Regions from separate parts of the Homo sapiens genome. Here regions 1 and 2 are each linked to region 3. Evidence: chromatin loops called from intact Hi-C (ENCODE). Cell type or tissue: endothelial cell of umbilical vein. All regions are shown on one strand. Links, peaks and the distances in the headings refer to the core of each region. The heading gives the core; the rest is flanking DNA. Region 1 holds the start of EGFLAM-AS5 (EGFLAM antisense RNA 5). Region 2 holds the start of LOC107986414 (a long non-coding RNA gene). Region 3 overlaps LIFR-AS1 (LIFR antisense RNA 1).

What was found. Peaks named below come from ENCODE experiments on the same cell type or tissue, not always from the same donor. Only the 100,000 strongest peaks of a DNase experiment are listed, where the experiment ranks them.
Region 1: it touches region 3 in a loop (6-fold over the local background); 3 of 110 quality-filtered maps call a loop at or near these places.
Region 2: a loop joins it to region 3, with 2.8 times the contacts of the local background. A loop is called at or near these places in 3 of 110 quality-filtered maps.

What each region holds. Positions count from the first base shown.
Region 1 is chr5:38,460,501-38,470,690 of GRCh38, reverse strand. It overlaps EGFLAM (EGF like, fibronectin type III and laminin G domains), which reads right to left. Exons shown (of 22, transcript NM_152403.4): 21 at 7,680-7,783; 22 at 5,211-6,859. The coding sequence ends at 6,705. It overlaps EGFLAM-AS5 (EGFLAM antisense RNA 5), which reads left to right and starts at 2,325. Exons shown (of 2, transcript NR_199676.1): 1 at 2,325-2,452. RefSeq lists enhancers at 987-1,858, 3,226-4,425, 6,401-7,600. In endothelial cell of umbilical vein, for the core only: no CTCF peak of the experiment used is centred there; DNase peaks (open chromatin) are centred at 6,330 and 7,470; H3K27ac peaks cover 2,237 bases.
Region 2 is chr5:38,777,222-38,787,411 of GRCh38, reverse strand. All of the region lies in intron 2 of OSMR-DT (OSMR divergent transcript), which reads left to right. LOC107986414 (a long non-coding RNA gene) reads right to left here and starts at 4,117. Exons shown (of 2, transcript XR_007058740.1): 1 at 3,888-4,117. In endothelial cell of umbilical vein, for the core only: no CTCF peak of the experiment used is centred there; a DNase peak (open chromatin) is centred at 4,211; H3K27ac peaks cover 1,169 bases.
Region 3 is chr5:38,595,385-38,605,574 of GRCh38, reverse strand. All of the region lies in intron 2 of LIFR-AS1 (LIFR antisense RNA 1), which reads right to left. It also overlaps a transcript of LIFR not described here. Among named protein-coding and RNA genes, the nearest start is that of MIR3650, 43 kb to the right of the region's middle. In endothelial cell of umbilical vein, for the core only: no CTCF peak of the experiment used is centred there; a DNase peak (open chromatin) is centred at 6,444; H3K27ac peaks cover 1,015 bases.

The sequences.
Region 1 (10,190 bases), core at 5,105-7,604, 130 kb after region 3:
CATGGCAAAGGGTCCCTGGACCCCAGGAACACAGGATTTTCAGGAACTATAAATAGGAATTTTTAAGTACGGTTATGCTCTCTGAGAACAGAACTCCCCTTATCTTATGAGTGTTTGACTCATTGTTTAGGGACACAGCTGACCGTGGCATAGCCTTTAGTTGGGATGGCACAGGACAGAGGGTGCATTTTAGGAAAATGAACTTGGTTTTTGGGGAGGTATCATCTGGAGGTGGGAGAGACTGAAAGTTAGAGTTGATCAGGGTTGTGGTAGGCAGGACTCTACGAAGGCCCCCGAGATGCTTGCATGGAACTGTGGAAATGGTGTGTTGTCACTCCCATAATTAGGCTACTTATCAGTTGACTTGGAGTTAATAGGCGATGATCCTGGGTGGGCGACCTATTGAGGAGACCTCTTATGAGAGGGACTGGGCCCTGCCTAAAGAAAGTCTCCCCTGGCTTTGAAGAAACAAAGAGCAAGTGAGCCTCAGGTGAGACCACAGCCCAGGCGACACCTTGACAGGGGGAGCTGAGTCCTCTCTATCCTTTATATCCTCACTGGCACTTTGGCCAGGGGCTGGTTTGTGAATAGCTCGTCCTCAGTGAGTGTCAATGAAATGTCAACCGACCTTGTGTGGGCGAGTGCCTGGAGGGGGCAACTACAGTAATCCTTGCGAGGGCCCGCAGGCCATCCGCTCCTCACCCTCCATTCCCCACCCCCAAAGCCTCCCAACCCACTCCCAAGGGCTCCCAGCTTCCAGGCCAGAGGCAGTCACATGGATAAGGCCCCCAGCCTTGGGCACATCCTCTTACCTCTCTAGCCCCGTGTGGAGCTGGAACAGAGATCGCCCAGGCTTCTTTCATTTCTGAGGTGGTGTGAATGTGACCTGGACAAGCAATCGGCTTGTGTTCCACTTTCCACTGTATTAGACAGGGCCCCCCATTTCATTCTGAACCCCCACAGTTGCTCTCTGAACCCCACGTTCAGTGAGAACATGGAATGCTACCGGCAGGGCCGGAAGTCACCACGCACTGAGCCTTGCGACCCCTGCGGCCCCATACCCCTCTCCTCCCACAGCTCTCTCTGCCTCATAGTCCATTTTCTCTGCCTCCGCTTTCTTTTGGCCAATTTCCTAACAGGGCTTTCCTTAGCTAAGCCCCTGGCCTGGTGCCTCTTACTTTTGTTATTAAGTGAGTATAAACGGCAAATTTCTTGAGCCTCCCTGGCCTTCCTTCGAAGAGACATTCCAACTCAAGTCCTCTCCTAGCCAAGTCAGAACTGCAGCCCCTTGGCAGCAGGCTGTTCGGGGAGGTCATAGCCCCGGGCTGGGCCCTGGCTTGTAGGTGAGCAGCTGGGACATCGGGGGAGGCCATGCCACATGCTGGGAAATTTCTATGCCTCTGGACACCATTTGCATCTTGAGCAAAACTGAAAGACAAGATGGATAAATAGAAAAGAAGAGACATCCTCCCAGGGGCTGAGACATAATGTTCTCTCTCCCGTCTTTCCAGGAAATGGCAAGTGCTCCTGGGAGCTACGAACTTTCTAGGACAAAGATGCCTCAGCAAGAGCAAGCGGGAAGAAGAGGAGCGGCAGGGGAGGCCTTTCCCAGCTGCCTTCCCTGTTCTTTCAGCTCGTGGCTTGGCTGGGGCGAGGCAGGGGCCCAGGGGAACACGCTGCTGGGCAGAAATAGCTTGCAACCACTCCCCAGGGTTATGGAGGTTATTTGTGGAGATGAAAGCAAAGGAGGGAAGGGAAAAGAATTTAACCTACACCCAGTTGCCCGTAGAGGGGCCTGAATCCCACCCTGCTGGACTAGCTCTTTAGTTTCTGCTTTCAGATTTGCTCAACCCAGAGTCCCTGCAACAGAAGGCCTTTGAAAGAAGGCAGATTCAGGGCTGTGATGAGAAACTGGCATGCGTTGGCAAGCAGACTCTTGGGACATGGCCTTTGTCCGAATCTCCCTCACTTACACGACTATACTGCAGACGACAGCTAACCCAAGGGAGCCTCAGAATGTCCCTCAACAATGCGGGTGTCCCTGGGCAGACTGCACCTGACCAGAGGTCAGGGTGAGGGCAGAAAAGCTCCACGGGACAGCATCGTGGCTGCGTCCTCGTGATGGGACCATGGGCAAGTCACCCAGTCTTTGTGGCCAGTGTCTGTCTTCCTAAGTCAAATAGGCCATGCCCATCTGCTCCAGCCATCATAGGAGGAGGACTGTTATGAAGATCAAATATGTGAACATTCTTTGACTGTGAGGTTGCGGTGCGGTTACTCACAGGGCCTAGCCCAGAAGCCAGCTGATGCTGTTGCATTGGATTAGTCATTTTGCTGGCCCGAACATAGCCACCTGTAAGCTGGAACTTCCTTACGGCAGCCTGTCACTTCCACGGGACCCACCAGCTTAAATGCCGGCAGCCCTGGGACTTCTGGCCTCACAATGGTTGAGGTAGGGCTGCTTACATTTCCCTTCTCTGTTTAGCGTGTGCCGGATAAGTCCCTAGTTCGGATACCGTCGGACGACCCACATCTCCATGTTGACAAATAACGTGGGAGTGGGCTAAAGCTGTACGACCCCTGATTTCAGATTCTAATTTTGATTCCATGCTGGCAGCTCTCTCCCCACTGCAGGGAGAAAGTGCTGGAGAACGTCGTTCCCGCCTTTGATAAGCTAATCTTACCCCCTTCTCAGCTAAGGGTCTGGGCGGTGGTGGGCACGCCCGGACTGACCCCCAGCTCCAAGGGCAACTACTATGCGTTCCTGGACTGGGCAGGAGCTGGAAGAGGCAGGGAGGAGGTGGGAAGCGGCTCATGCCTTGTCCAGGCTCCTCTCCTAAAGTATTGTCTTTCCGCTTGGAGCTGGAATTCTCTGCCTTTATTTTCTCGGAGCTGGGCCTCTGCAGGCTGCCCCTCGGTCATTCCCTCCCAGGAAGAACGGCCTTCTGGGGTGGGGGTTGCTGTCGGAGCTCAGAGAGGCTGGGGGCCCCCCTACTGCCTATTCTTCCTCCTTTGGGAACTCACAGTGCTAAAAACAAGCTTTCTGAGAACCATATTTTTCTGGGTTAAAGGTGAAAAATGCAGCGTTTCCTCCAAGTGGAAAGCCCTGGGCCTGCCAGCTCCAACTCCGGGCGCTTTTCCGAGCTCCTTCCTCCCACGCAGGGAGGGGGTAGCAGCTCCTGCAGGGCCAGGGGAGGAGGTGGGCAGGGAGGAAGGAGAGGGGGCAGCAGCAGGAAAGCGCCAGTGCCCGTGCCAGCAGGGCAGTCTGTGTGTGGACACCAGCCGGCCTGTTTGTGTTGGAGGGCCGGGAGAAGGGAGCAGGACTGGGTCAGGAAATGAAAGACAAATACCAGGGTGGGAGAGTGGCACGGCCTTCAGAGCGGCGGGCAGGCCGGGGCAGCTGCCTGGGCAGCCGCAGAAGGGGGACACAGAAGACCCCCACAGACCTTCCTGAGAGAAATCCTGAGGTGGGGCCTCCAGGAACATGCAGGGTTATGGGAGGCCATCTTAATAGGAAAAGCAAGGACATCCTCACCCCACACCCGGTCACCCTTGCTTCGAACATGTGGGAGGTTCCGGGGAATTTCCTCAGACCCTGATTGTGGGAGAAAAGCTTTTCAGGATCCCGTGCCCCACTCCATCCTTCCTCCCTAGGACAGGGACTGCTGTTAGCCTCTGAGCTCCCTGGCGACACCCCAAACCTTTCTCTTCAGCCAAGAGCCTGGCCAGCCTTCAACATGCTCTCCCCACAGCGGCTACCCAAAAGCCAGGCACAGATCCCATCTTCCAGCCGGTCCAGTCCCTCCTCCTCAGAACAGCAACGGGGCCAGCTGCCAAGTGTCAGGGAGCATGTGGAAGGAGGGCAAGGGGAAGAGAGGGCACCGCATTGCGATGGGGGAGGGCGGGTGCTGCTCGCATCAGGCCTGGCCTGGCTGGGCACTGAGAACATCATGGACCTCGCCTCCAGCCCCAAGGGTTAAAGAAGGTCGGAGAAGACCTATGGCCAGGGGGTCACGGCCTCCCTACTGCACCCTGCTGTGAATGACGTAGGACTTGCTGGGGTAGACCGATTGCATCAGCAGTGACGCTTTTCCACTGCTCCTGAGTCCATGCCCTCCACCGGGCAGCTTGGTAGTTCTCTCATGCTGGAGAAGAGCCCATATGTCACGTGGGGGCCGGCCCGTTTCTTCCTCTCTTGAATCCACAGATGACTGGGGTGTGGCAGTGCCAAGCCGAGGCTGTGAAAGGCCTTCCACCTTTACTCTCGTGCTCGTGCCCTCCCCCATTGTTAGGAGAAGGGCATGCTCAGGCCAGCCCATTAGCCCAGGAGGAGGACAAGAAACACACGGAGCAGACACAAGCCACCTCACCAACCCAGCCAAGGCTGTCCTGAATTAGCAACCCTGACACGTGTGAGCAAGTCCAACGGACACCGGAAGATCCACCTAGTCAAGCCCAACCAAGACTGGCAGAGCTGCCAAGCTGACCACTTAAGGCGCATGAGGAATAAACACTCGTTGCTGCATGCCATTGCAGTTTTGTGATTTTTGTTATGCAGCATTATTGTGGCCATGACAGCAGATACACATAGAGAGACAACAGGACACCCAGGAGCCCACATGGGATACACTGTCTCTTACCCTGTCCTCTGACCCTGAGCCTCCCAGGTCACCAGCTCCTCCTGGGTCCCTCCACTCTGCTGCTCTCTCACCTGTCAGATCCCTACTCCCCTGACCCTGTCATCACGTCACTCTTCTCCCCTTAGCCTCATCTGCTTCCCACCCAGAGGCAAATGGTTCTACTCCCAGGCCTGCATCCCTGGGTCATTGCATTTTTCTCTGGATAACACTTTCGTGGAACAACAACTCATTAGCAACAGCTCTTCTAGCTTCAATTCAGCTGAATGGCCTAAGATCACAATGATATGTATGGCTGGAGGGAATCCATCAAAATGGCCTGTAAAAGCAACTCCATGACATCTTGGGAAGCACTGGCCCCAGCAGTATCAAAGGAAGAGGTGTTGAGGCAAGGGTGTCTGGGAAGTGGAGGACCCACTTTCTACCATGTGGCCTTTCTCCGGACTGCACTCATATAAGATTATGTGTCTAGGAGTGGATGATGATGATGATGATGATGATAACCATGATTCCTCTGGGAGAAAGGATCCTGGCCATCAAAGCTTCCCAAAGACAGGAGATTGGGGCACAAAGTGAACCTCTCTAGTTTATTCATCTTTTAGAATTACATTATGTGCTTAAAACTGTGCCTTGCACAAACCCCAAAAGTCTTTGCTGAATGAATGCTGCACAAACAAATGTAGAGTCGAGACTGGGACTAATTATAGGCTCTTGCATAAGTTAGATCATATTTCACCCCCTCCTTGGGGGCAGTGTTCATCTCACCTTTCCCTTAGTAAGTCCATCATGGGGATCTGCCAGTGAACCAGCTGTCTCTGGGGTCATGTGCTTGCATAGTAAAGGGACACAGCTCATGGTACAGAAGGAAGAAGTCCTGTTTCTCTGGTTCTCACCCAGATGCTCAGACCATCCTGACAGCATGTCCCCCCACCCCTGCACAGCCTTGGGAACACTGATTGTATTAGTGTCCATTGGTATGAACCTGACCTCCGCAAAATCAGTAACAACTCCATAAGTGAATGAATGAATGAATAAGTTCTAGCTTTGTCCCCTTTATTCAAGTTTACTATAGATACTCCCCCCAACTCTTAAAACAAAAATGACAGTGACCTACCTCGGTAACACATGTTCCTTTTAATCTGCTTATCTTGGAAAGCTTCATATTCATCCTCTTGAGCCGTCAACATTTACCAAAAGAGAATGGTCAGCTCCCCAAGTTGCCCACCCAAGTTACCTATCCATTCCACTGACACCACAAAAGGCCCAAACAAGTCTCTCTTGGGAGAAATTTTTAGGAAAGGTGTGCAAGAATTCAGAGTCATCCACCCAAACTTCCAAAAGTATACTGTGTGGACAATCTGCAGCTATAAAAATATACACATACAAAAGTACAGCTACAAAATCATGGGGGCTCAGCTCCTTAACTCTGCATTATAAGAAGTAGGGATTTCACATTCGAGGTAAGCTCTGGGGAAGGGGGCCGCATTATGATTATGATTCTGTGTTTGATCTCCTTCCATCTTTATTTTTATGGACTAGTCAGAACACAGTGAACCAGCCAGTGAGGAGTGGAAGGGGTTAATCCGAACAATCCAAGGGCCAATGTGGGAAATGTGAAGTTCAAGGTCACACAGTCATTCTGCTGTCAGGAAGAGTGTCATGAGTCAGGGAAGGAGAGAAGTATTTTAATAGTGCCCTGTGGGATTCTTTCTCTCTCTCTCTCTTTTTAATGTACTATGAATCACAACACAGTCACTGAGCTATAGCAGACAGGCTCTGGAATTTGCATTGATGTGTGATCTCTGGCAGCCGCTACATATTCAATGGACAAAGTCCGATGCTTCCTACACAGAGAATTCTGCTGGGTCAGCTCGTGGAGTGTCAGCAGGAAAGGCCACCCAGGGATGCCTGTCTTGGTTCTCAGTTTCTCATCAGTGTGTACTTTCTTCTTGGTGAGAGGAAACACACCTGGTCCCTGGGCCTCTGCATATAGCATCAGGCAGGGTCTGAGGGCCCCTGGGATTCTCAGAATAGAAGGCTCTGTCCCTTGGACAAGGCCAGCTGGTGTTACTTGGCTCCACAAGTGTTGATGTTTTTCCCATCCACGGCATCTTCCACGAGGGAAATGTGGTAATCGGTGGACAGGGTGAAGTGAGAGATACAGCCCACGAGCCCTCTCATATATTGCCTGTTAGTGTGCAGAGCAATTTCCTTCATTCCACCTGCCAGGAAGCAAGAGGGAGATGAGGTGAGCCAAAGGACAGGTGTCCGCAGGGCAAGGTCGGGGTTCCAGTTTGGGGCACTTGAATGGCTGCTGGCCAAGGCATCCCTTGATTCATGGGACATGTGAGGGCTGTGGGCCCCTTGAGCTGCTCAGTACCTCACCTCTCTCAATTTTATAATTATCCTTGAAGGAACAGATTGACTTGGATCAGTTTTTACACAATCAAAAGCTATAAATTCATTCCTCATGTGTGATTTCTGGCCCAACTGACCACCTTGAGACCAAATAGTGTCTAGTAAATTTTGAAGTGTGGTATAATGTCAACAGAATGCAGTGTGTAGTTAGAAGTGATGTCATCTTAAACCAAAACAAATGCACTGATGTCGAATGCTTTCAATAGAAAATATCATATAGATAAAAATAGCTTTTCATTTTTATGTGTCTGCACTAGTGAATTAATTATAATAAGCCATTTACAGAAATACTAGTCATTCTATTCTGCAAGGGGAAAGAAAGACAGGTCCCGTTTTGTCAGAGAGAACTCATGGAGCTATATTTAGCAGGTTCCTGTTCTATAAACAAGAAAAGCCTGGTTTTCCTGGTGGATCTGTCCAAAGCATAAAAGCATCGAAGGGAGCCCTTCCTGCCCCCTCAGCCATGAGTCAGCAGTTCAGAAAATGAAGGAATGGAATATCTGGAGGGCTTCCTGATTTACAGGTATTTGATCCAGCAAAGTACATAGCCTCGGCACAGCAAATGGAAGACTAACAAGAAAAGCACTGGCCTAATTTTGCTTTGGTCGAGGGTCGGTCACTTACCCACATACAGAGCTCCATTGATGTTAAGCTGCCGCATCATGCCTGGGGATTTGCCTGTTCTGGCTCCATAGTCATCCACGGTTATCTTTCCTGACTGGCCATCCCTGCAAAACACCAAAACAAAAAAGAACAAAAAGCCTGGCATTTTTGGAGTTCATTCAATCATTCATTCATTTCAATACAAATGTATTAAAGGACACACTATGTGCCAGGTACTGTGCTAAATGATGGGGCTGCAGAAATCAAAGCAAAAAGCAAATGTGTGGCCCTCAGGAGCCTGTGGTCTACTGAGGAAGACAAAAAGTCAAACTGTGAATGACAACACAGTGCCAGCACTCCACGGCGAAGACCACAAGGGTGCTGTGGAATTACACCAGAGGAGCAGCGCCTAACTTAGACTAGAGAGAGGACAGTTATTAGAGAGATGGTCAGAAAAAGCTGCTCAGAGGAGATTCTGTCCAAAATGAGTCTTGTAGGCTGGGTAGGTAAGTCAAGTGAAGGAGAAGGCTATGCAAACAGAGAAAGCAACAACAGCAAAGAGAAAGAGCAGGGGTTAGCACAGATGGAACTCACAGAACACTGGGGCTGGGAAAGGTGAAGCCCCAAGCAAACGGTCAACCGCTTGTAAGGAGTTGAGAATTTATCCTGAAGGTGACAGCGGGCCAGGGAAGAAATTTCAGGTGAAGCCCAGGGGAGGAGAGCTTGTGGCGAGGCATGGGAAGCCATGGGGAGCTGGGATTCTAAGTACAATGAGAAGCCAATGAAGCAGTTTTTGTAGGTATAAGATCATTCGATGGGAAGACTGGCTCAGAAGTTTCTGTTTATTTTATTTTATTTTATTTTTTGAGACGGAGTCCCGCTGTCGCCCAGGCTGGAGTGCAGTGGCGCGATCTCGGCTCACTGCAGGCTCCGCCCCCCGGGGTTCACGCCATTCTCCTGCCTCAGCCTCCCGAGTAGCTGGGACTACAGGCGCCCGCCACCTCGCCCGGCTAATTTTTTGTATTTTTTTTAGTAGAGACGGGGTTTCACCACGTTAGCCAGGATGGTCTCGATCTCCTGACCTAGTGATCCGCCCTCCTCGGCCTCCCAAAGTGCTGGGATTACAGGCGTGAGCCACTGCACCCGGCCAGTGGCTCAGAAGTTTCTAAAGGACCCACAGAGCCCTAAAGTGACTCTGACGACAGGAAGAGGGAGGTGTTCATTGGTGGCAAGGGCTTTGTAGTTTTCAAAGCTATTTTTCAAACCTATCCAGCCCCATGAGCCTTGTTCAAGCAAATACATTTGCTTCTATAGCACTAGGGGGTGGACTCACTCAGGCTTCACTTCTTGATAGCAACTCTTCTAGAGATTTACAGAACTTTCTCTTGTTCTGTCCCCATCTTTGAGACCACAAACTTCCCATTTGGGAAGTGCTTTCTTAGAATCCTGTATCTGAATGCTGTGACAGGCAGAACCCGCAACAGCTTGCCTTGCTTGCCCTGCCTTTAAAAAAAAAAATTAATTACTCTAAAATATTCCATTTTTTTCTACTTACTCTAGTTCATAAAGTCTAAGAGTTTTTCATTTTTTATATCTAAAATGAAGATATACCTTATAATCAATGGCATCTTAGATTTGAAAAAATGTGGCATCACCTTCTAGCATAATAACATGCTTCTTTATCATGTTTATTACTTATTGTCTGTTGCTTCCCATTAGAATGCAAGACCATCAAGGCAAGGATGTTAATTTTCTTCAATGAGGTATCTCCTGTGTCTGGAATGATATAAGGCTCATCCCAGATGATGAATGAACAGTGAATCTGTGGAGCTTCAGCATCCTCACCTAAGATGGGAATAGCTATGCCCATCTCCCGAGATTATTGTGGAGATCAGATGTTATGCGTACAAAGCACAGGGCATGATACCTGATACACATCTTGCTCTATAAAGACTGGTAGAGGAGTGTGTTGTTATTGTTATCAATATCATTATCATTTTTATCCATAAAATGAAGATTATAAAACCTAAGTTGCTGTGAATATTGAGACAAAGTATGAAAAGTACCTGGCAACTGGAGATGTTTAATAAACTGGAATTTATTTTCTCTTTTCTGCTGGGATTAATGCCTGCAAGAGCAGGATGCCCCAGAGCAAGACACTGTCCAAAGCAAGGCCCCCTGGGCAATCTCCTTTTCATTGACACTCCTATCTCTAACCCTGGAGCCTGCTACAGAGAATTAAGGTATCTGCTCAATCCTTCTTGCCATAATTGATATCCATGGCCTTGACCCAGTTCCCCCTGAGAACTCTTCCCTTCTAGGCCTGTCTGCTCACAACTCACAGTATCTGCTGGAATCCTCCCATTCATCTAGTTCCTGGGCTCGACTCCTTCTGTTCAGCCCTCATTGCAACCTAAGACCCACCAGCAGAGGTATCCATGATGCCAACAGGAAAAGCCAAGTCTGCTAAGCCATCTGCATGGTGCCCAGCTTGACACTCTGACATGTGAAATTCTTCCTGTAGAACATTCC
Region 2 (10,190 bases), core at 2,752-5,251, 180 kb before region 3:
CCAAAGTATAATCTGAGACAAGGCAAGTGCCTTCTGTCTGTGAGCCTGTAAAATCGAAAGCAAGTTAGTTACTTCCTAGATAAATGGGGATGCATGCATTGGGTAAATACACCCATTCCATATGGGAGAAACTGGCCAAAACAAAGGGGCTACAGGCCCCATGCAAGTCCAAAATCCAACACAGCAGTCAAATCTTAAAGCTCCAAAATGATCTCATTTGACTCCATGTCTCACATCCGGGTCACGCTGATGCAAGAGGTGGGTTCCCACGGTCTTGGGCAGCTCTGACCCTGATGGATTTTCAGGGTATAGCCTCCCTCCCAGCTGCTTTCATGGGCTGGCATTGAGCCTCTGTGGCATTTTCAGGCACGCAGTGCAAGCTGTTGGTGGATCTACCATTCTTGGGTCTGGAGGATGAAGGCCCTCTTCTCACAGCTCCACTAGGCAGTGCCCCAGTGGGGACTCACTGTGGAGGCTCCTACCCCACATTTCCCTTCCACACTGCCCTACAGAGGTTCTCCGTGAGGGTTCCACCCCTGCAGCCAACTTATGCCTGGACATCCAGGCATTTCCATGCATCCTCTGAAATCTAGGCAAGGGTTCCCAAACCTCAATTCTTGACTTCTGCACACTCACAAGCTCAACACCATGTGGAAGCTGCCAAGGCTTGGGTCTTGCACCCTCTGAAGTCATGGCTTGAAGTCATGGCTTGAGCTGTATCTTGGCCCCTTTTTGCCACAGCTGGAGCACCTGGGAGGCAGGGCCTCAAATCCCTAGGCTGCAAGAGTAGGAGGGCCTTGGGCCTGGCCTATGAAACCATTTTTTTCCTCCTAGGCCTCTGGGCCTGTAATGAGAGGGGCTGCTGTGAAGGTCTTTGACGCCCTGGAGACATTTTCCCCATTGTCTTGGTAAGTAACATTTGGCTCCTTGTTACTTTTGCAAATTTCTGCAGCCTGCTTGAATTTCTCCACAGAAAATGGGTTATTCTTTTCTATAGTATTGTCAGGCTGCAAATTTTCTGAACTTTTATGCTCTGCTTCCCTTTTAAACATAAGTTCCAATTCCAAACCATATCTTGGTGAATACATAAAACTGAATGCTTTTAACAGCACACAAGTCACCTCTTGAATGCTTTGCTGCTTAGAAATTTCTTCCACCAGTTGCCCTAAATCATCTCCCTCAAGTTCAAAGTTCCACAAATCTCTAGGGCAGGGTTAGAATACCACCAGTCTCTTTGCTAAATAACAGCAAGAGTCACCTTTGCTCTAGTTCCCAAAAAGTTCCTCATCTTCTTGTGAGACCACCTCAGCCTGGACTTTATTGTCCATATCACTATTAGCATTTTGGTCAAAGTCATTCAACAAGTCACTAGGAGGTTCCAAACTTTCCCACATCTCTCTGTCTTCTGAGCCCTCCAAACTGTTCCAACCTCTGCCTGTTACCAAGTTCCAAATCCACTTTCACATTTTTGGATATCTTTACAGAAGCACCCCACTACCTGGTGCCAATTAACTGTATTAGTCTGTTCTCATGCTACTAATAGAGACATACCTGAGACATGGTAATTTATAAAGGAAAGAGGTTTAATGGCCTCAAGTTCCATATGGCTGGGGAAGCCTCACAATCATGGTAGAAGGTGAAGAAAACCATCAGAAAACCTTTATAAAACCATCAGATCTTATTCACTATCCCAAGAACAGCATGGGAAAGACCCAACCCCATGATTCAATAATCCCCCACCAGGTCCCTCCCACGACTTGTGGGAATTATGGGAGCTACAAGATGAGATTTGGGTGGGGACACAGCCAAACCATATCAAAGGTATACCTCTATTATACCACTTTTGACCAATTATTTGTTTACAAAATGTTTTTCTACTAGAACATAAGTGCATTGAAGGCAGGGACACATTTTTGCTTTTTTAAAAACGTGTCCAAAGCCTAGCAAAGGATCTGAGACATGTAAGGTACTCCATCAATGGTAGTTGAATTAATCAATGAATGACTCAAACACTCAATTATTCCCATTGCCTATAGGAGGAAGTCTATTATTCAAAGCTTCTTACAAATCCTGTGTCTCACATTTCCCTAATGGATCTTCCTGTACATAGAACCAACTATCTATCCAACATATCTTGCATTCCCAGCCCTCTGCCCTCTTATTTATGCTATTCTTTTTGTCATGAATGTTATTTCTCTAGTCTTTCCACTTTAATATCATTTAAATAAATCTTTTTAAAAATATCTCATTTAAATCTCTCTTTTTAAGAACAAAATGCTCATAACATATTGCTCTGAATTCCTTAGTCTGTATATACACTAAGTTATATATAATATTATATATGTATATATAATCATGCATCATAGATACTTTATGCATATGTTCAAACCTTATGCATTTCAGATTGCCATGCTGTCTGTCATCTTCAAATCCTGTGCAGTGCCTATGGCAGTGCTATGCAAGTAGATGGCAATAAATGAAAACTTGCTAAATCAATGAGTGAGTGGCAGGTGACTGTCAGTTATGTGAGTGCAGGCTTCTTAGGAAGTCCTCTAATGCCATCCCAATCTCTCTAATAAAGTAAGTTAGGCTCAAAATACTACTTTTAAGGATTTATTCCTTTGGCTTCCTCTGAATTTATCCTCTTAGTCTCATTCTTAATTTTTATTATTCCAGGATGCTGGCAATGTTTTCCTCTTGATTCTTTAAAAGTAATGGTAGAACCAAATACCCTTCCTATGGTGGACATAAAGGGCTTCAAACATTGAATGAGGTCCTGCAACCAGAGGCCAGATTTCACATCGGTACACAGTGCCTTTTTAGGCACTCTTATAGAGATGACAGTTTTCATCTGTGATAAGATGAGGAGATAAATATGCGCAACTCTGTCAGTTGGTGCCTGCAGATTGTAAACGACAGTTCTCACAACAAATATCCACAGCTGTCCTATGATTTTTGGCCCCCACTTAATGTTGCATTTGCTCCAAAATAATTCTCCTTTGACCTGTTTAGGTTTAGCCTAGCCAAAAGGTACTTTAAACACAAACCAACCATTATTGGCCTTGTGAATGCAAGAGCCAATTCAAGCAAAATTATCAGTTTCCCAGGCTCTTTGGAAATTCCCTTGATGGTGAAGAGTAAAGTACATATCACCTATTGGGACTTTTGTAGGTTTTAGCTGAAGTCTCACCTTCAAAGGCCAATCCTGCCCTACCAAAATATTATAAATTCCAGACCCTGGATCGGAAGCCACCATCCTTAGAACACCTTCTAGTGTCTTTACAAACCCAAAGGCAACACCAACTGTCAATTTCCTATGAGGAGAAACATTCCCTTCCTCAAATTGTTTTCTCTTTGAACCTACCAGTTTTCAATCAATCATCTTTACGTTTAGGCGCATGTGTTTTTTGTAAACTCTTTCCACTTTGGAAAGCAGGCAAATGGCTTGCTCCTCTTCTCCTCAGCTCATCCCTGTATCAGCATAGCTAGCCTGACCCTAAAATCTGCCAACTTTGCAGATCCTTGTAGCAAAGAAGATATCAGAAACTGAAGAATACTGTCCTTCCTAAGCCCGGTCACTCTGTAGTGGTGAGCTGGGGATCTTGATCCAGGCAATATCTATTTCACAGAGAAATATGATTACTGAGTGAGGCTGAATGGGGACAGAGACTAGAAGTACGCATTTGTTGATTCAGCAAAGAAGACTCTGTCCTTCATAGAATATTCTCACCATCCTGGACTCCCTTTGCATCTTGCGAGGCTTACCTTTACCAATCACAGTCCACGGGGCTTTGTTATTCAGTCAGGCCTGTCAGTCTCATCCTGTCCCTGTGGAAAAGCAACTCAGCTGCACCACAAATGATTTTCAGTCCAGCCTAACATCTTACCAAATTTTCCAGCTGGATGGACAACAAGCCTCATGAGATTGAGAGATGTAACCCTGGGTTACAGAGTGAGTCAGTTACTCAGCTATGTTGTAAAATATGGGCCCATTCTGGCTTCCAGTACATCTCTCTAACCAGCAGACCACATAGTCCCTCTTCTGCAATAGGATCAGCTTGTCTGCAGAGAAATAGAATTAAGCTATTAGCAAGTGGTTTCTGCCTCTTGCAGAAGCACCAGCAACAATAGCCACTTCTACATAACGTTTTAAGAGAACTGTTTGTGTTGGCAGTGCTTCACTATATTACACATTCCTGCCACTTAATTGTCCTTGCAAAGATAAACAAAGACCTTCTGAAGCAGAGCTGGAAGCTCTATAACTCAGCCAACCAAATGTTTGTTAAATGGAGGAGGAAAAAAGGGGTTGGCTGTATATATTCAGCTGTACTCTGAAACCACACCATCTTGTCTACACAGTCAGCCATTTCCGGAACTTCTGTATCCCTCCCCTACTGCCTTCAATTCTGAGAGAAAGCTTAAAAATATTTTTTAATTCTTGATCTCATTATTATCAAACTACTTCCTCTGACCTTCAAAGCTGATTGGCAAGTTCAAAGCTCACACAAGGTTTAGTATCCACATTTTTGATGTTGCTCTTTAAACATAAAACTAATCATAGTGGATGTTGATGAAGATAGTGAACAAACTTTCAAATATCTTAGTTGACATTGGTAAAGGACCCCTATTAACTAAGAGCTTTGTGGGACATAGAACCAAACATGAGCTTCTCTTTTGATAAAGACAAGAAAAAAATTGTTGATACACAGTTTTTCTTCAACTCCTGTGTGCGGTTTCTGGCCCAAGAGCCAGGGCCAGATATGAAGGAAATTGAGTAAGTCAATTCCTGCCCACAATGAGTTAACAATCTAGCAGAATGGTGAAGTCATGAGTTTTAGAGGTGGCTGATACCTTTTTCATTGAGACAGAAAAATTACCCAGTGGCTTTCCTGGGTCTTTAGAAACATTGAAAATTAAGTCAGTTTCTGAAAGTCATATTTAGGGGTTGGGTGAGAGTAAGTGTGACATTCATTCTGGCCACACTGTATACTTCTGCAAGTAAGTTCATGTTTGTTATGCCCCATGTATTCTATTAATATCAGGAAACTCATCAACTGTGGGGAGGCCACTTTATGAATGTGGGTGTGTGTGAGAAGGAAATGGAAACTAAATCTCCCATCTGCAACTCTCAGCTGCTGATCTACTGATAGATATAAGAAGAAAATGCAAGGAAACTGGTTACTTTTAAATTACCTTTTATCATTGGATTGTTAGTAAACATGAATAAAATACAGGTGAGTATCCCTCATCCAAAATGTTCAAGACTAGAAGTTATTTCAGACTTTGGCTTTTTTTCAGATTTTGGAATATTTGCCTGTACATAATGAGATATCTTGGGGAAAGAATCCAAGTCTAAACACAAAATTCACTTGTTTTATATACACCTGGTACACATAGCCTGAAGGTAATTTTATATAAAATGTATGTACAATACAAAGTTTGTGTTATTTACATGTGAAATTTTCCACTTGTAGCATCATGTTGATGCTCAAAAAGTTGTGGATTTTGAAGCACTTTGAATTTCAAATTTTCAGATTAGGGACCTGAAAATAGCTAAAGTAGCTTAACCTGTGCTACTAAGCACAGGTTAAGAAGAAAATACGTTATAAGCTTTATGAATTAACTGAAGGAAAAAAGGGTGTCTTGAGGTGCAAAGGACCTAAGAGATGAACTGACCACTGCCTTTGCACGTGCTATTGCCTGTGTCTGGAACACCACCACTCTTTGCCTGGCTCACAGTTACTTTTTGTGTAGGTCTCAGTTTAAATGCCACCTCCTCGAGGAAGCCACCCTTAGTCCTTTCAAGTTCATACCCCTCCTGTGTGACCCCATATCCTTTCTCAGTCTCATAACACATAATTTATTGCATTTTGTTTGACATTACCCTACTCAGCACTGCTCAACATTGACCCAAGCTCTGTCAGAATAAAGACATTGTCTATTTCACATGTTTATGCCCAGAGACTAGCACACAGTAGGCTTATAATCAATATTTTTTTAAATGAAAGAACAAAATTATCTCTCTTCTTCATGAAAAGAAGGCAACAAGAAGTAGGTTTTAATAGTGCAGCTAGTAGAGGAGGGGCGAATTCATTTCCTATGGCTGGTATAACAAATTACTACAAACTGTGTGGCTTAAAAGATCAGAAATTTATTTTCTCACAGTTCTGGAGTCCAGGAGTCTGAAATCAGTATCCCTGGGTAGAATCAACACCAACACTAGGTGGTGTCCGCAGGGCTTCCCTGCCTCTGGATGCTCTTGGGGAGAATCTGTTTCTTGCCTCTTCCAGCTTCTAGTAGCTGCCAACATTCCTTGGCTTGTGGCCAAATCACTCCAAACTACAAAGTCAGCATCTCCAAATCTCTCTCTGCTCTGTCTTCACATTGCTTTGCCCTGCATGTATGTGTCAAATCTCCCTCTTCCTCTCTTTTAAGGATACATATGATTGTATTTAGGTCCCACTCAGATAAAATAGGATAATCTTCCTGTCTCAAGACCCTGAACTTAAGCAATATGCAAAGACTGCCTTATAAAATCCCATTCACAAGTTCCAGGAGGCTTAGAAAGAAAAAACATTTTCATGATGATAAAGGAGTTAGCAAGAAGAAGTAATTTGATAAAGAATAATACATTCATGCACTGCATATCAATGTTTCATTAAATGACAGACCACATATACAAGGGTGGTCCTATAAGATTATATTGGAGCTGAAAATTTCCTAATGCCTAGCAATTTTATAGGCATCATAATGTCATACCACAATTACTTTCTTTTTCATGAATTTAGTGAAGGCTAAGTGTATCATGTTTATAAAGTCTCCAGTAGTGTACAATAATATCCTAAGCCTTTACATTTATTCATCACTCACTCACTGACTCACCCAGGGCAACTTCCAGTCCTGCAAGCTCCATGCATGTTAAGTGCCCTGTATAGATGTAGCACTCTTTATCTCTTATACTGTATTTTTACTGTACCTTTCTATATTTAGATACACAAATACTTACCATTATGTTACAGTTGCCTCCAGTATTCTGCACAGCAAGATGCTGTACAGCTTTGTATCCTAGGAGCAATAGGCTATAACAGGTAGAGTAGGCCTGTGGTAGACTCTACTGTCTAGGTTTGTGTAAGTACACTCCATGATGCTCATACAATATCACCTAACAATGTTTCTCAGAACGCATTCCCTTCAGAAAGTGATGCATAATGGTATAACTGACAGAACGCTCAAAGCCTTTGAAAATGAAAAAGGCTTTGAAAGAGAAAATTAAAAAGAAGCTACAAAAACAGGAACCAAAATATTTCACTTGACAATCTAAAGAGGCAGACTCCATACCCCAATAGTTAAGAGCATAGGCACTGGAATCCAACTCCTGGTTAGAGTCTGGCTTCACCATACTCTGTCTGTATAACTTAGGGCAAGTTACTTAACTTTTCTGTGCTTCAATGTTTTCATCTTTAAAGTGGGGATAATAATAGTGCTTACTTCAGAGCATTGTGGTAAATGATTAATGACAACATATTAAGAGCTCGTAGAAGTGTTTGCTATTACCATTTTAAGAAAACCAGAAATCTACAAAAGAAGTGTGAATTTTTTAAAAAACAGAAGAAAGAAATAGCTGAAAGATATATATTGATAAGAAAAAAGGACTTTAAAATGATTAGCCAAGAAGAAAGGGTTAAAAAAACACATAAAAGATATAAGATATATATTTTAAAAAGCAAATTAAAAACATTTGCAACCACAATTTGAGGGGGAAAGAAGGTAAATATGTTGCATATCAGAAGAAAGACCAAGACTATAATTGAGGACATCAGGAAAACTGTGGAAAGCAGAAAAGAATGTTCCAAGAGTAACAACTGTTATTTCCTCTATATATTTATGTGGTTGGTAGTGTTTTTCTCAGATCTTCTATGTCTTTGCTGATTTTTTTTGTCTAGTTATCCAATTAATTGCTGAGAAAAGACTCATAAAATCACCAAGACTGTGGCATTGTCGATTTCTTCCTGTAATTATGTCTGTTTTTACCTCCTGTACTTTGAAATTCTTCTGTGAGTTGCATAAACTTTATGATTGTTATGTCTTCCTGATGAATTGACCCTTTTATTATAATATAATATTATAATACCACTCTTTATTTCTGTTAATTTTTTTGTCTTGTGTATTTGTTTCCTAGGGCTTCTATTAAAAAGTACATAGAGGGTGGTTTAAGTCAAAAGAAATTCTCTTTCAGTCTGGAGGACAGAAATCTGGGTATCAGCAAGGCCATTCTCCCTCCGAAGGCTCTAGGGAAAAATCCTTCCTCGCCTCTTCCAGAATTCAGCTGTTACCTGTAATCCTTGGTGCTCTTTGGCTTGTAGATATATCAATCTAATCTCTGCCTCCATCATTACATAACCTTCCTCACCCTGTGTACCTCTGTGTCTGTGTGGCCATATTTTTCCCTTCTTATAAAGACACCAATCATTGGATTAGGGCCCACCCCAATCCACCATGACCTCAGCAAAATTTGATTACCTCAGTAAAGATCTGATTTCTAAATAAGGTCACATTCATGGTTACCAGGGGTTAGGATATCTTTTTAGGAGACACAATTTTGAGATTTTGAAATCTATTTTGCCTGAGGATAGTATAGCCACATGAACCTTTTCATGCTTTTCATTTGAATAGTATATATATTTTTCATTCATTTACCTAGAGCATATCTGTGTCTTAAGAATTACAGTGTGTCTCTTGTTAGTTTATAAACTGCATTCTGACTATTGCTGCCTTCTGACTGAATTGTTTAATCCATTAATATCTAATGTAATTATTGATATGTTTGGGTAAGTCTACCATTTTATTATTTGTGTTTTACTTGTCTCCTCTGAGTTTTTTTGCAATTTTTTTTAGTTGTGTGTGTGTATGTGGAGAGTATATATTTGTACTATGTATATAAGTTGACAAATAATAATTGCATTTATTTATGGTGGTGTTTTAGCCTATGTTCTTCATTTCTTGCCTTTACAAATTATTTGAATATTCTAAATTTCATTTACATTTTCTTATTGGCTTTACAGCTATGCATCTTTGCTTTTTTTTTTTTTTTTTGAGACAGGGTCTTATTCTGTTGCCCAGGCTGGAGTGCAGTGACACAATCTTGGCTCAATGCAACCTTGACCTCGTGGGCTCAGGCGATCCTCCCACCTCAGCCTCCCGAGTAGCTGAGACTACAGGTGCATGTGCCACAATGCTCAGCTAATTTTTGTACTTTTTGTAGAGATAGGGTTTTGCTATGTTGCCCATGCTGGTCTTGAACTCCTGGGCTCAAGTAATCCAACTGCCTTGGCCTCCCAAGTGCTAGGATTATAGGCGTGTGCCATCGTACCTGGCATCCACATTTTCTTTTAGTAGCTGAATAGTGATTACAAAATATATCCTTAACTTTTCACATTTAACATGGTAACAGAATAACACTGCTTAAAACATGAAAAATTTGCAAATACACAGGGTCGTCTCCACCCCTTACCCCTCTTTGTGTTATAGTTGTTTTATGAATTATATATACCTATATTATAGATTCCTGTCATGATTTTTGCTTTAAACAGATTTATTTTTAAAATTAAGAGAAACAAGAAAAAATAATCTTTTGCATTCCCCCAGCTACTTTTTTTCCCATTTCCGATGCTCTTTATTCTTCTCTGAGGGTCCACATTTCTATCTGGATTCTTTTTCTTTCAGCCTGAGGAACTTCCACTGGAATTTCTTATAGTGCAGATCTGCTGGCAACAACTTCTCTTAGTTCTCTTTTGTCTGAAATTGTTTTTTATTTTGCCTTCATCTTTGAAGGATATTTTTTGTTGGATTAGGCAGTCTGGGGTGAGAGGCATTTTTTCCTTCAGCACTTTATAGATGTCATTCTACTGTCTTCTGACTTCCATTGTTTCTGATGAGAATTCAGTTCTTAATCAAATTCTGTTCTTCTATATGTAATGATTCATTTTTCTTTTACTGCTTTCAAGGTTTCTTGTTTATCTCTGGCTCAATAGCTTAACTACGATGTGTTTCAATGTGAGCATCTTCATGTTTCTTCTAATTGGTGTTGACAAAGAATCTTGAACCTGTAAATTTCTGTCTTTCAACAAATTCGGAAAACTTTCCTCCATTATTACTTTAAATTTTTTTCTACCTCTTTCTCCTGTGGCTGC
Region 3 (10,190 bases), core at 5,237-7,736:
CCCTTTGGCTTTGTGATTTGGGGGTCCCAAAATTTATTTTCCTTTCACACACTTAAATAGCACTTGCTTCTAAATTCTACATGAATAGCAACTCATTTAATTTTCATAAGAATCCTAGGAGGAAGGGGTACTGTGATTATCACCCCCCATTTTACAGATGAGAAAACTTAGGCACAGAGAGGTCAAGAAATTTGCCTAGAATCACAAAGCGAGCAAGTAGTGAAGCAAGGATTCCAGTCCGTACATTGAACACAGTGCTTGCTCTTAGTCTCTATGTGGTGCCTGCCTCTATGCAAAATGGGAAATATAGCCCAGTGTCCGTAAAACTGCAAACCAAAAATAAAACTCACCCCTCAGGGCCCTCTAAAATTTAAGCTGAAAGACAAGTTCAGGCCATGATGTAAAGTGGAGGCCAGACGTGCCTCATTGTACCCCTCCAGTATTAGTATCAACACAAACCTGAAGTCTGACAAGAAACCTTTATAGTCTATTCTCTCGGAGGCCTGTTACTTGAAGGCTTCATCTGCATGATAAAACCTTGGTCTCCACAACCCCTTATCATAACCCAGACATTCCTTTCTACTGATAATAATACTGAGAGTAACTCTTTCAACCAATCACCAGTCAGAATACGCTTAAATTTACCTATGACCTGGAAGCTGCCCCTCTCCCTTTGAGTTGTCTTGCCCTTCCAGATCAAAGCAATGTAAATCTTACATGTATTGAGTGATGTCTCCTGTCTCCCTAAAATGTATAAAAGCAAGCTGTACACCGACCACCTTACGCACATGTTGTCAGCACCTCCTGGGGCTGTGCCATGGGGTGTCCTTCATCTTAGCAAAATAAACTTGTTTTTTGTTTTGTTTTTTTTTTTGAGACAGAGTCTTGCCCTGTCGCCCAGGCTGGAGTGCAACGGCGCAATCTCGGCTCACTGCAACCTCCGCCTCCCAGGTTCAAGGAATTCTCCTGCTTCAGCCTCCCGGGTAGCTGAGATTACAGGTGCCCACCACCAGCTAATTTTTGTATTTTTAGTAGAGATGGGGTTTCACTATGTTGGCCAGGCTGGTCTCAAACTCCTGACCTCAGGTGATCCGCCCAACTCAGCTTTCCAAAATGTTGGGATTACAGGTGTGATCCACCACTCCCAGCCTTGGCAAAATAAGCTTTCTAAATTGATTGAGACTTGTCTCAGACACCCTTTGGTTTACAAAACAAATGGCTGTCTCTGGGGGAATGTGCTGGATATCCAAGTCAGAGACGCTGCCTTGCCCCTTTCTGCTGCCTTGCCCCTTTCTCCTCTCCACAGGTCTGGGAGTTCAGTAGGACTAGTTAATTTCCTTTCTTCTAGATAGAGGCAGCGAAGAAAAGTTCTGCCCAGCTCAGCCTCAGCCACTGCAGAAAATGCTCCACATGAGCTCCAAGTGCCCAAGTTCAGGCTCTGGGTCACCACATTTGCATCTCTGCCACCTCAAGGCAAATAGGAAGAATTAGATTATGCTCGTGTTCACTGCATTTAATAAACATTTGTTGAGTCTCACTATGTGCTTGGGCCTCTTAGAGTCCATGAGATGACAGCGTAAATGACCAGTGGCTGCCCTCCGGTATTGTGGCTGGAGATCATTAGGACATAACCAGAAAAATATAAGCAACAATAGGATAATAGATGCTGTTAAGTGAGTTGAAGGATGTGGTTCATCTGTGGAGTAGACCAGTTCAAAGTTGAGTCTGACCACAGGAATGAATAAGAGAAGAAAACATCCTGAAGACTTGACCTTCCTGGGTAATAAAACCCTTGGATAGTTACATTCAATCCTGAAGTTTAGTCCCTGGAGACATTAGAAAACTAGGAAGTTTTCTTTCTGAGGGTTAAATTGGCCATTATCTTCTTGTGAGTGATGGAGATCATTTTTTTCCAAAAATGCTTCCAGAACCCCTGGACCCTGGGGCAGCCCCTTCTCTGTTTTCCCACATCACCCTTTGTCTGGGCGCATCTCTACCTTTGCTTCTTGCACATACGTTGTAAGGATCTGCTTAAGGGTCTTTCCCTGACCTTGGGTTTGGAAGGGACAGAGTTAAACCAGATTAAACAGGTTTCTGCTGAAAGACTTCTCTGAGCTCACAGGTAATGTGAATATGCAGTTTTTCCAAAATTTATTTGACCACAGATTCTCATTTCAAGAATACCTTTTAAAATAACTCATAGTGTGACTGGTGGAAGGTATCTCAGTTACCAGCGGCAAATCCGTACAGGTCTACAGCAACCTCAATTCTTGCCTCTTCAGAAGAAAGAATTCAACTGAGGGGCATAAGGCAAGAAAAGAGACCAAGGCAAGTTTCAAAGTAGAAGTGGAAGTTTATTAAAAATGCTTTAGAAGAGGAAAGAAAGGAAAGAACACGTGGAAGAGATCCAGTGGGTGCCTTGGAGAACAAGTGCAGTGTTTAACCTTGACCCTGGGACTTTATAGGCTGCCATCTTGTACCCTTTTCCCTTAGGGTGATTCTTTCCTTCGGGTGGGCGGCCCGCGTGCACAGTGCCTGCCTTACCCTTGGGAATTAAGCGTGCGCAGTATGTTTAGGAAGTTGTAAGCATGCACGTCTGAGGCTCTCTTCCCTTCTCCAGTGGTGTGCCCCTGGAAGGTCATACTCCATTTTGTCTTTTAATGCGTATTCCCAGGAAGTTGTTTTTCCCAGGTGTCTGCATGCAATTAACACTGTAATGTTAACAGCTGTGGATCAGCAGGAGCTTGTCTCTTCCTGAGAGAGTCAGTGTGATAATTGTCGAACCATCATCTGACATTCCTAGTGGGTGGGGGAAGAAGATCCTTTTCCTGCTCCACTCTTGCCTGTCTAACTACCTGTAACAATAAGACTAGCAATCCAAGGAATACAGTTTTAGAAGCATTGTGCTAGCTGCAGAGGGGAGTGAAATCATGAGATAAGGCCCCTGTCCTTGAAGAACTCAGAATTTAGACGGCAAGATAAAAACCTAAACAAGGAATTAGAATTTAGCCCGCTAATGCTGGAAAACAGGTATATACAATGGATGTAAAAGAAGAAGAGATGGAGAAAAAAAAAAGAAAAGAGAAGGCCTCAAAGAGAAGATGATGGAGGGACTGGGGCTTGAACGACTTAATCCACCAGAATAAAGGGAAGGGGCATTCCAGGTAGTGAGCACACATGTGCAAGGGTGTGGAATTGTGAAACAGCATGGTCAATTATGGAGACTAACACTATTTGTACCAAAGGTATGAAGTACTACTAGGAAAATGTCTGTAAATAAGCCTACATAGAGAAAGAGGAGTATATGTCAAGAATTGTGTCTAGATTTTATCTGGTAGGAGACAATGAGAAGTCACTGAACTATGGAGTAACATCATCAGCTTCCTACTCTAAAGAAAATTGTATAATGGCATTGGAGGACTGATTGGGAGGTTGTGAAACTGGACACAAGTGACTGGTTGATAAACGACTGGAATATCCAGGTGAAAAATGATAAAGAGCCGCCAAGAAATTGGCAATGGAGAAGGAAAAGTGTGAATAAATTGACAGATGATTAAGAGGCAAATTGACTCACACACGGAGAAAGGTTGATGAGTCAAGGATGATGCGGTGGTTTCTAGCTTGGATGGACATTGGTGTTATTATCCAGCAGTGAGAACACAGGAGACAGAACAGAGTCAGCTTGGGGAGAAGAGAATAGCTTCAGTTGGGGGTATATTGATTTTTAGGTTCTTATTTAATTTATAGGTAGACTTACAGGTCTGGAGTTTAGGCTAGAGATACATATTTGGGAGTTGCCAGCCTAAAAATAGTATCTCAAGCCATGGGAGTGGATGAGATCACCCAGCAAAGTGAAAAAGGAAACGCAAAGATGTGAGCCAAGTGCAGAACCCTGGAGAACAAAAGTCAAGTGAGCTTGGAGGAAGGAGCCAGGAGGTCCCAGTGGAAGGATCTGGCAAGGCCTCATGGAAATGTGGTCTGGAAATCAGTACAGATGTACTGTTCGTGACCCTATAAGTAGTACACAAATCCAGGTAAGAGCTATGCCATGGCGGGAACTCAGGGTCCAGGAGAGAAATCCTGAACTGACAGCAGACCCACCTGCACCTGGCATCTCTTTCTCTTCCCATCTTTGCTCCAGTCCTTCAAGTTTGTGTCCTGGCTGACTGTCCCTTGTTGTAGTCAGCTCAGGCTGCTATAACCAGACACCACAGACTGGGTGGCTTAAGCAACAGACATTTTATTTCTCACAGTTCTAGAGGCTGGGAAGGCCAAGATCAAGGTGTCAGCAGATAAGGTGTCTAGAGAGGGCTTATTTTCTGGTTCATAGACAGCAGTATTCTCCCTGTGTCCTCACGTGGCAGAAAGAGGAAGCAAGCTCTCTCAGGACTCTCTTTAAGGACACTAATCCCATGCATGAAGGCTCCATCTTGTAACCTCGTCTAATCCTAAATACCTTCCAAAGACCCCACTTTCTACTACCATTACATTAGAGGGGAGCGAAATCATGAGATAGACATATGTTTCAACATACGAATTTTGAGCAGAACACAAATATTCAGTCCATAACACCCCTCTAAGGTCAGTGTTACCCCTGTGTGTCCTGTTCTACCTTTGTCCTTGTGTAGTTTACCAGACTAATGTTTGCTTCCAGTATCAACCCAGGGCTGCTGGCCACATTGTTAAAAGGTGGACCAGCATTCAGCTTCCTCCCGCAGTTCCAGAGAATCAGGCCCAAAATGATCAGGAAAGACATCAGGGCTTGAGTCATCATCCTAGAAGCCACAGCTGAGACCATGGATGAGACTGTCAAGGTAGAACCTGAAAAAATAGAGGAGAGGGACAAGGAGAAATTTGAACAATAATCTTCTTTTAGGGGACCAAGAGAGGAAAAGGAGCCAGGAAGGGAGGCTGAAAGTAATATTCAGCAAAGAAGTCTGAGAAAGAACCAAGAGAACACAGTGATATGAAAGACAGGGATGGCAACTGTTCAGTGAATGAGAGGAACTAGTAGTGCTGATTGCTACAGAGATTGCGGAAGGTGACTTGAGAACAGGCCAGTAGATTTGGCAATGCAGAAGTTATAGGCAACTTGCCAAAGAGACATTTCAGTCCTGTGATGCTGGCAGAACCCAAATAGTTAAAACTAAAGGAAGTAAAGACAAAAGGAAAGCTGTGGTGACAAAGAGTCAAACTCTGTAGAGTATTTGAAGAGATTTATTCTGAGCCAAATATGAGTGACCAATGGCCCAAGATACAGCCCTCAGAAGATCCTGAGAATATGTGTCCAAGGTGCTTGGGGTACAGCTTGGTTTCATACATTTTAGGGAAGCATGAAACATCAATCAAACACATGTAAGATGTACACTGGTTCAGTCTGGAAAGGTGGGACAACTGGAAGCAGGGGGTTTCCAGGTCATAGGTAGATTAGAAGATTTTCTGATTGGCAATTGGTTGAAAGAGTTAAGTTATTGTCTAAAGACTTAGGAATGTCTGGGTTAAGATAAGGGATTGTGGAGACCAAGGTTTTATCATACAGATGAAGCCCCCAGGTAGCAAGCTTCAGAGAGAATAGATTGTAAAAATGTTTCTTATCAGACTTAAAGAGTCTGTTCTATCAGTATTTCTAAAAGGGAGGAAGGTACAATGAGGCATGTCTGACCCTCCCTTCCCATCATGGCCTGAACTAGTTTTTCAGGTTAACTTTGGAATGCCCTTACTGAGAGGATGAGGCCATTCACATGGTCAGAAGGTTTAGAATTTTATTTTTGGTTTACAGCTATTTCCAGAAGTTTAATGATGGAGGGAAAAGGTTTAATTAATTTGTTAATTAAATTCTTAAGCATCTTTAAAATTTTTTAAAGTACCTAAAGCTGTCCCCAACACCAAGGAGTCTGTAAACTAATTGAGAAGATAAGCTATAGATTAAAAAAGTAACTGAAAATGCAAGACAGTGGGAGATTATTTGGCACTTTCCATACTCAGCCGTGTTTCCACTCCACACTTTTATCCCTCTCTAATTTCATTCACTCTCACAGCTTCAAAGACCACCTGTAACATAGGCCCTATGTACTAATGATGACTCCTGAACTGTGCCTTGGGTCCTGACCTTCCCGCTGATCTCCAGGTTCTCAAGGTCTATGCTTCAAACTGCACCCTGAGGACTTCCATCTCAACTATTATCATACCCTGTGGATTCTGTAACTGAGCCAGTGACCCTTTCAGTAATGGTGCCAGAAAGTCCAGTTTGGGGTCACTCTATTGAAAATGCATATCTTAGCTCTAGGACTTTAAGGCAATGGGTTTCAAACTGTTTCCTGGAGAGCTAGGTGCTGCCTTTGGTTTATCCTATAGATGTCAGAATGGGAAACACTTGTATTTATAAAACCCTTATCCCTGACTCACTTTCTGTCTTTACTCTTTGTTTTTTCTGTGACTCATTTCTAAGTTATGCTCTTTCTACTGGTAACAGCTCCTGGGGGAAGCCTGCTCATTCTCTTTTCTGGCCATAGGTCTAGATAAGGTTTAGGACCCAGAAGAGGGCATAGAAGAAGGTTATACCCATTCCTCAACTGAGAAATCCATGCACTTTTCTACAAGATAAGGATAATCATAGCTATCTCAAAGGAGGTTAAGTGGATGAAAGGAGATAATGAGTGCAAATTATCTTATGGTTTTAACCAATATTTATTGAGGTTTCAGTATGCACCAGGCATTGTGCTAGGCATAGAAGCCTGCCTAAGAGTTCCTTACGGACAAGGAAGTAAATTATTATAGCAAAGTGGGAACAATGCTACAATAGGAGTAAGATACATCCTATGCTAGGGGAAGTGCAGAAAAGGGGTAAGCAGCCCAGTGTTGAGGAAGTTAGGGCAGACCTCGTGGAGGAGCTGAGAAGGAGTAGCAGTTAGCCACTTGAGGGGTGTCAGGGGAAGGGGCAGGAGCGGGTGATGCAGGCCTGCAGAGAAAAAGCTCAGTGGGTTGGGAACAGCTATCAGTGATTCACTATGGCTGACACTAGGAATGTTAGGTAGAATGTGGCAGGAGCCAGATTGAAAGTGTGCCTTTTGGGAGGCCGAGGCAGGCGGATCACCTAAGGTCAGGAGTTTAAGACCAGCCTGACCAACATGGTGAAACGTCATCTCTACAAAAATACAAAAATTAGCCAGGCATGGTGGTGCATGCCTGTAATTCCAGCTACTTTGGAGGCTGAGGTGGGAGAAATGCTTCAACTCGGGAGGGGGAGGTTGCAGAGCACCGAGATTGCACCATTGTACTCCAGCCTGGGCGACACAGCGAGACTCCCTCTAAAAAGAAAAAAAAAAAAAATAAATAAATAAATAAAAAAAAAAAAAAAAAAAAAGAGGTGCCTTAAAATACAAGGATATTTCTATTTTATCCTGAAGGCAATAAGAAACCAGTCATAGCCATGGAGTCACTGCCATAGATTTGTTTCTTAGAAAGATCCCACCATGTGAATCCTGGATGCAGCTGGGGAAAGTGGGTGAATTTCTAGAGTCTAATCAGTGTTTCTCAACCTTTTTTTTTCTTATTATCACCTCCTAAGGAGCCTTTTTAGACATTATTTTCCCAAGCACCCCACCAATCCCCATGAAACTTGAATACCCCAGAAATGCTGTCTATGTCCTTATGCACTGTATGTGCTTTATGCATAAAATAAATAACTTTCTTGCTCCATGCACCCCCACTCAACAACCAACTTTCACCTTCTGAGGACTGCTAATGTGAAGTCCCTCTAGACTAAGCCCATGAAATACTTGCCCCTTCCCTCCCCACCACTGCCACGCTCCGTCTCCAGCTGGTCATCTACCAGCATCCTAGCTGGATTCCCTCTCCGTCACTCCAGCACAGGGGTTCTCAACCTCTGCATTTGGGGCTGGATATTTCTTAGTTGTGCAAGGCTGTCCTGTGCATTGTAGGATACTGAGCAGCATCCCTGGCCTCTGCCTTTGGATGCTAGTAGCACTACCTCACCCAGTTGTGACAACCAAAAATGTCTTCAGACATTGCCAGCATCCCCTAATTGAGGCCCACTACTTTGGTGCTTTAGTCCCTAGTTTGTCTACTCCCACAAGCAATATGTGCAATTACAGTGACTAATTTTTCCTCCCCAGAGAGATGGCACCCCTGGGCTAGAGGGATGCTAGGAAGGAAAAGTCCTTGTCCTTTTGGCATCCTCTCACCCCACGAGCTACTTCTGTGTCTTTTCTTTATGTAACACTGAACTCTCCAGCTCAGGCCTCCAGGTCCTAAGTTCATAATCTCATTACAACTAATCCTGTTTACGGCCATTCTCTTGGCAGAACAATCTTGTCTGGACCAAGGCTCTTTCCTCACCACCCAATGTTCTTGTTGCTCCATTGTTCCTGGGGACTGTGGCCTGGCTGAGTATAAGCTTTCATTGATAGGGTTTATCCTGTTTACAGGGAGTCTGCAGAAGGGCCTCATCAAATACTTCCATCCCTTCCTTCAATAAATGGCTCCCTTTGATCTGTGCAAGGCACAACTTTGTTTATCAGAAGCTGGGCTTCCTCTAGCTGATGATGGGGACATCCTGTCCCAGAAAGGCTCCCCAAAATAACACCTTCTGAATTTCAGAATATTTTCAGGTTCCTCTATTTTGGAAGCATTTTTTTTTTTTCTTGCATGCCATTTCTTATGGCAAGCAAAGAAAGGAGCTGATTTTGCATTTTGAAGCCCAAGGTAACACAAAGTTGAACAGGTCACCGCCAAAAATGAGGAAAGGACAGTGTTGATAATAATATAAACATTTGGAACCAGAACAATATACAAGATTAGGGTTGACCAGGTGTGATCGTTTTTCATATTGTCAATTTAAAACTGGAAGTTATCTAACAAGGTGAAAAAGAGGTCATGGGTGTTAGTCATCTATATGACAGGATGGTAGAAGCTAGCTGAATTATGTGGATGAATGGTAAGGGCGATTTTACACTGTCCGAGCCAGGTAAAGAGCTCTATTTACAGCAATGGTTCTCAAAGTGTGGTCTCTAGTCCAGCAGCATGACCTGGAAATGTTTTAGAAATGTAACTTCTCAAGCCCCATCCCAGATAGTGAATTGGAAACTCTGGAGGTGGGGCCCAGGCACCTGTAAGCTCACAAGCCCTTTAAGTGATGTGATTCTCATGCTTGCTAAAGTTTGAGAACCTCTGATCTGCCCCAATAATCTTCAAACTTCGGTGTACACAAGAATCACATAAGAAGCTAAAATGCAGATTCCCAGATCCCATACCTAACGATGCAGATTCACTTGGTCTAGAGTGGACCCAGGAAAGTTTGCATTGCTAATAAGCAGCCCAGGGTGATTTGGGTGCAACTGGTCCATGAATCAAGCTTCGAGGAGCATTGGCCTATATATAAAGGAGTGGTACAAATTGTCCATATTGCTCCAGTCTTATTCTAAAGAGGCTCCCTCCGTGGCTAAGAATGAGCCAGTATCACAATTCATCTTCCCTTCCCAGTCATCTCATGAAGCAGGCTGCTAAGATTACCTATTGTGGGCCGGGCGCGGTGGCTCACGCCTGTCATCCCAGCACTTTGGGAGGCCGAGGCAGGTGGATCACGAGGTCAGGAGATCGAGACCATCCTGGCTAACACGGTGAAACCCCGTCTCTACTGAAAAAATGCAAAAAAATTAGCCGGGCGCGGTGGCGGGCGCCTTGTAGTCCCAGCTACTCGGGAGGCTGAGGCAGGAGAATGGCAGGAACCCGGGAGGCGGAGCTTGCAGTGAGCCGAGATCGAGCCGCTGCACTCCAGCTTGGGAGACAGAGCGAGACTCTGTTTCAAAAAAAAAAAAAAAAAAAAAAAGACCTATTGTGGTTTTCAGGATTACTCTAATACTAGAAGGTTAGATTGGCCCCATGGATTCCTTTCACACTGACATCTGAAACACACTGCTGACTCCTAACCTGGGTTGGACTCATGCTGCTGGCCTGGAGGCAAAAGCTTTTTATCCCATTACTAGTTCCTTGAACCACAATCCAAGACACAATTTGGTTTTCCCAAGAGTTTTGTTTTGCACTGCTGATGCATTCCAGTCATTGTTGTGATGCATTTCCTTCTCCTCTTTCCCTCCAGTCCCTGGGCAATGCCACACATGTATATATAGCCTCCTAGTGTGAACTTACTCAAATCCTAACCCTCTCTCCCA